2 separate regions of the Homo sapiens genome follow, and region 1 is linked to region 2. Evidence: chromatin contacts called from ENCODE Hi-C data. All regions are on one chromosome and are shown on one strand. The core of a region is the stretch at or near the end of the contact, and the rest is flanking DNA. Distances in the headings are between cores, read along the strand shown.

Region 1 (2,919 bases), core at 339-2,838, 2.9 Mb before region 2:
GACATAATTAGTGAATGACTTGGCTTAGAACTTAGAACTTAGAAATGCAGATTTTTCAGCCCCATGTCAACGTACTGAATTCACTAAATAATTAGAAGACTGGGCCAGGTGCGGTGGCTCACGCCTGTAATCCCAGCACTTTGGGAGGCTGAGGCGGGCAGATCACGAGGTCAGGAGATCGAGACCATCCTGGCTAACATGGTGAAACCCTGTCTCTACTAAAAATACAAAAAATTAGCCAGACGTGGTGGCGGGCGCCTATAGTCCCAGCTACTTGGGAGGCTGAGGCAGGCGAATGGCGTGAACCCAGGAGGTGGAGCTTGCAGTGAGCTGAGATCGTGCCACTGCACTCCAGCCTGGGTGGCAGAGTGAGACTCCCTCTCAAAAAAAAAAAAAAAAAATAATAATGATTAGAAGACTGAATAATCTGGTGCTATTATGAAGGAAAAAAGTGAAATGGAAATTAAAAACAAATTTCAGATATGATGCCTCTTCTTTGTGAGGTGGCAGGCTGATTTCTGTTCACAAGTTTAGAAGCGGCTACTGACATAAATACCCCAGGGCTCCCATAGTGTAAAAGAGTCATTTCTATGAAAATATAGTGGAAACCTGCCAGGCTTTTGTCCAGTAGAGAAATCAGAAATGTTGAACTATTAAATTTCTTTAATATGTTTTAGTCCCTGAAACAAAATGTGTGTTACAAAATGGGAAGGAAATTCACAAAAGCAAACATTGCAGCTTCCTGAAGTCCACTATATATAAAGCAAATTACAGGTTATGTTTCTAAGAATACTTTCTTTTTCTACCTGATACTAGGGTTGATAATAACAATATGCAAGTGAGTATAATAGCTACAGCTACCATATGTGTCAAGAGTTATACAAACATTTTCTCATTTAATCCTCAACAATCTTTCAAAGCAGATATTATCTTTCATTTTACAGATGATGAAACAGGTTGAAGAAGATGAAGTAACTTGCCCAATGCTGGGATATGGTTTCCCGGGATGCATGACTTTCAGTGCTATAACTCAGTCCCCACTAAACTGGGATGGTTGGTCCCACTGAGTGTCACCCAGCCTACTGACCCATAGTTGATAGTAAGGCCAAACGGTTCTGAGTTGGACAAATGGTTAATGTATTGAAAATTGCCAACCTGCATCACAGAGCAACTTTCAGAACATTTTTTGGTGCCCATTTTTCTTCATTTTACACACAGTTCTAATAAGCTTGGTTATTTGGTTTCCAGGTGCCTTGTCAATTAAAAACAGTGCATCGGAAGGGGTAGGGGTTGTCCCAGGAAGGCACACTGATTACTGTGGTGAGGGATAGCTGCCTGACAGCAAAGGTGAGGGGAGGGAGAAGGAAATATAAATTAACAAAAGACACGAAATAAATACAGCAGTCAGGAGCCATTTATTATGGAGACAAACAGGCTGGTCTCGAACTCCTGGCCTCAAGTGACCTGCCCGCCTCTGCCTCCCAAAGTTCTGGGATTACAAGTATGAGCCATCGTGCCCTGCCAAATTTACCAAAGTTATACGTGGACGTTGTTTTACAAGGGCTGTTACAAAAAACCAGTAGACGCCTCTCCCCCAGCCCATTTCCTGCTCTCCAGAGTTAACCACTGAAGTCTTGCAGTAGTTTATACATCTAGTCTCTAAATGACACATTTATATTTCTGTGGTCAGTTTTTCAGTTTTAGTCATTATCTATTGATACTTTATTACAGAAGTAGAGAATTTAGCTCATTGCTCCATCCACCCCTGCCACAAGTATACCATTTTCATCTCCTCTTTCTTACCTGAGTTTGTTCATTTGTTCCTACGTTTGTTTGTTCATTCTTTCCTTCCCCTACTTAACAATTTATTTTTAAAAAAACTACTTTATGGGAGGTATTATTGACAGATAAAAAGTCTGTACATATTTAATGTATACATCTTGATGAATTTGGGGATAATTATTCACCCATGAAACCATCGCCACCATCAAGGCCATAAATGTATCCATCACCTCCCAAGGTTTTATCCTGCCTGTTTTATTATTATTGCATTTTTGTGTGTGTGTGGTAAGAACAATTAACACTGGATCTATCTTCTTAGCAGATTTTCAGTATATAATACAGTATTATTAGCTATAGACACTATACTGTATAATAGCTTTTCAGAACTTATTTATTTTGCATAACTGAAACTTGTTCTCTTTAACTATGACCTTCCCATTTCCCCCTCCTCCCAGTCCCTGGCAACCATCATTCTGCTCTCTGCTTCTGGGAGTTTGAGTTACTTTTTTTTAAATTAAAATTTTTTCTTTTAGAAACAAGATCTTACTCCGCTGCCCGGGCTGGAGTGCAGTGACGTGATCATAGCTCACTGCAGCCTTGAAGTCATAGGCTCAAGCAATTGTCGCGCCTCAGCCTCTTGAGTAGCTGGGGCTACAGGAGTGGCCACCATGCTTGGAGAGTTTGACATTTTAGATTCTATATATTAAATATATGGGAGATCACATAGTATTTTTCTTTATGTGTCTGGCTTATTTAACTTAGTATAATATCTTCCACCTATCTGTATTGTCACAGGTGGCAGGATTTATTTCTTTTTTAAGGCTGAATACTTTTTCATTGTATGTATAGACCACATTTTCTTCATTCATTCATTGTCAGTGGACATTGAGGTTGTTTCTAAGTCTTGGCTATTGTGAATAATGCTGCAGTGAACATGGGAGTACAGATATCACTTAGAAATCCTGATTTCAATTCTTTCAGATGTATTATACCCAGAAGTAGGATTGCCAAATCCTATGGTATTCTATTTAAAAAATTTTTGAAAACATTTTTTTAAAGAAGCTCCATAATGTTTTCCATAGTGGCTGTACCAATTTGTATTCCCACCAACAGCGTACAAGGTTCCCTTTTCTCCAC
Region 2 (2,722 bases), core at 159-2,658:
GTGCTCAGCACTTAAGTTAGTAGGTAGACAAATAAAGCAGGTGAGTAGACACTTGATAAATAACTTGCAAACTTGGACTAGTGTTTTTCTCCACCTGATGCTAAAACAGTTTGTGGAACTGAGGTAATAAGACTTTCAATTACTGTTTTTCTCGTAAAATAATTATAGTTCAAGCCCATTAATATGTTTAGATTTGTCACTTCCTGTGGATTAGGTTTTCAAGTCCGGGTGCAGTAGTTTTGACTTTGCTTTCCCCCAGACATGGTTGTAGAATTATTGCATTTTTCCGTGTTATTTTTGTATAGCACTTACCTCACCTTCCTCTCATATTCTTGGCTCTTAGCACAGATACTGACTCTTTCTGGAGTGTGACTCTGACAGTGATTACTTAAGGAAGGGAATCTCTGTAATATTTCTTTTGTGAAGGTTTGCGTTCAAGTTTGGTTTAGAATGTAATTTCTTTATATTGTTTCTGACTTAGTTTAAGATGCTACCAGAACTATTTCAAGATGATGAGAAGGCCATCAGTCCAACTTCAGCCACCTCCTCAGGGCGCACACCCCTCACACGAACTCCTGCAAAGCCCACCAAAGGCAGACCAGGCCAAATGGCCAAAGAGCACAAGAAAACAGTGGGGCATCAGGTGAGTTCAGGGAGCTGCCGCTGCCACGCTCCTTCCTTTCTGGCTCATCTGAAACCTCAGATCTTCCCTCTTCAGCCTCCCAGGTGGGATCCTCAGGTGAGGAGAGCCTAGAGCTTTCACTGTGAGATCATACGACACCATCCACTAAAACTCTTCTCCACCCAGTTTTAGACCTGTGACTCTGCATAAGCCTTTCCCGAAATAATTTTCTCTACAGCTTAATTCTCTCGTGCATATCGTCTCTCAGACCACCCCATCTTTGCTTAGTTTTCTGTTTGTTTTGTCTCTATATTTGTACAGTGCCTCGGTCAGCTCCTTCAGAACAGGGCCCTCGCCTTTCTTTGATGTCTTATGTTCTCTGAGAGTGGGAAATGTTACATACATGCTTAGTGCCTGAACAGGGAGTAGGGCTTTGAATGGAGGCTGAGCGCTCCTCAGCTTGCTGTCCTGTGCATGGGACCCTGTGCCTGGTGTAGACAGAAACAGGGCCTGACCCAGGTCCACAGCCTCCAGTCCTGATCCTAGGTCCCTAATTTTAACTCCTCTCTGCCTATCCTTTGTCATTCTCTCATTCATTACCTATACTCTTTTAAGTCATCTGCTACGTTTTCCAGTATCTTCCATCAAAATTCCCACTTTATGTGATTAAATAGCCTTAAAGCAAGGTTATATTGTTAGTTACATATGACTAAGCTCATAACAGGTTTCTGTAGCTTCCTGTGGGGAAAAGGAGTGGGAGTATAGGAATCTATATTTAGCAGAGTAAGCATGAAAATGGTAGAATTTAGGCAAATTTTAACCAAAAGCCCTAGCATTCTTGTTTTGTGGCAGCTCCTCTTCTGAAGATGGGTCAAGTTTATAAGTGGCAAAGTTTTCTCCATTAGTGTCATAGGAAGGGAATTTCCCATTGTTTTACCTCACCTTTGACTTTGGACAAAGCCTTGATACCCTCTTCTGCCCTTTTTCATGCAGTTCAGAAACTCCCTGCACCTGCTTATGGAGACACTCAATGCCACTACCCCTCACTATGTGCGCTGTATCAAGCCTAATGACTTCAAGTTCCCATTCACGTAAGTATTTCTGAACCACCCAGTGAAAAAGTACATATCTTATAAGAAGTGCCAAACCAGCCAAGCAAACTAATATTTTCCTTACATTTTTATAAGGAAAAAAATATTTGGGTAAGTCTTCATGCCTTGTAGAGGGAAACCACTAGTCAGTAGATTATTTTTTCAGTTTTTGTCCCTTTTGAGAATGTGAGAGTAAATTAGCAGCCATCTGAAGATTTGAAAACTTGAGGTCAACCAAGCATTCTGGTTCTGTTTTCTGTTTTGAATTTACTTCAATTGATCTCTCTGGGATTTTTGTTCATTTGGGCATTAGGTGGAACCAGCACTGGCTGGGATAAGGCTGTTTGGCGAATGCTTACCTGCTGCTTCTCCACTGCTGAAATCATCAGAGGGTGTCTGTTTTCACCAGCACCTCCTCCTGCTTCAGATACCATGCATGAAGGGAGAATCAATTTTTCTGGAGTTTTTTTTACAAAACAGAAATATTTTTCTAATTTTATGTATGTATTTATTTATTTTGAGATAGAGTTTCACTCTTCTTGCCCTGGCTGGAGTGCAATAACGCGATCTCGGCTTACCGCAACCTCTGCCTCCCAGGTTCAAGTGATTCTCCTGCCTCAGCCTCCCGAGTAGCTGGGATTACAGGCATGCACCATCATGCCCAACTAATTTTCTATTTTTAGTAGAGACAGGGTTTCATCATCTTGGCCAGGCTGGTCTTGAACTCCTGACTTCGTGATCCGTCCCCACTCGGCCTCCCAGTGGGATTACAGGCGCGAGCCACCATGCCCAGCCTATTTTTCTAATTTTAAAAGTAATACATGTACATTGTAAAGACAGTTTTCAGGAAATACAGAATAGTATAAAAATAAATGAAAAAGCATCCGTCAGCCGGGTGCAGTGGCTCACACCTGTAATCCCAGCACTTGGGAGGCCAGGGTGGGTGGATCACCTGAGGTCAGGAGCTTGAGACCAACCTGGCCAACATGGTCAAACCCTGTCTCTACTA

The links. A loop is a pair of places that touch in the nucleus more often than their neighbours do. Pooled maps may share reads with other maps.
Region 1: a loop to region 2 is called in a pooled map, with 12 times the contacts of the local background. The contact joins two enhancer-like sites. A Hi-C loop is called at or near these places in 2 of 37 single-sample maps with no recorded cell type and 3 of 50 pooled maps.

What each region holds. Positions count from the first base shown.
Region 1 is chr15:55,275,965-55,278,883 of GRCh38, reverse strand. The region is part of intron 1 of RAB27A (RAB27A, member RAS oncogene family); the gene reads left to right. Among named protein-coding and RNA genes, the nearest start is that of RAB27A, 12 kb to the left of the region's middle. Within about 2 kb of position 1,588, at least 5 of the 41 ENCODE cell types and tissues checked have a DNase peak (open chromatin) inside an H3K27ac peak, as active enhancers do.
Region 2 is chr15:52,382,082-52,384,803 of GRCh38, reverse strand. It overlaps MYO5A (myosin VA), which reads left to right. Exons shown (of 42, transcript NM_001382347.1): 15 at 482-643; 16 at 1,616-1,713. Among named protein-coding and RNA genes, the nearest start is that of MYO5C, 88 kb to the right of the region's middle. RefSeq lists enhancers at 991-1,220, 1,261-1,320. Within about 2 kb of position 1,408, at least 2 of the 41 ENCODE cell types and tissues checked have a DNase peak (open chromatin) inside an H3K27ac peak, as active enhancers do.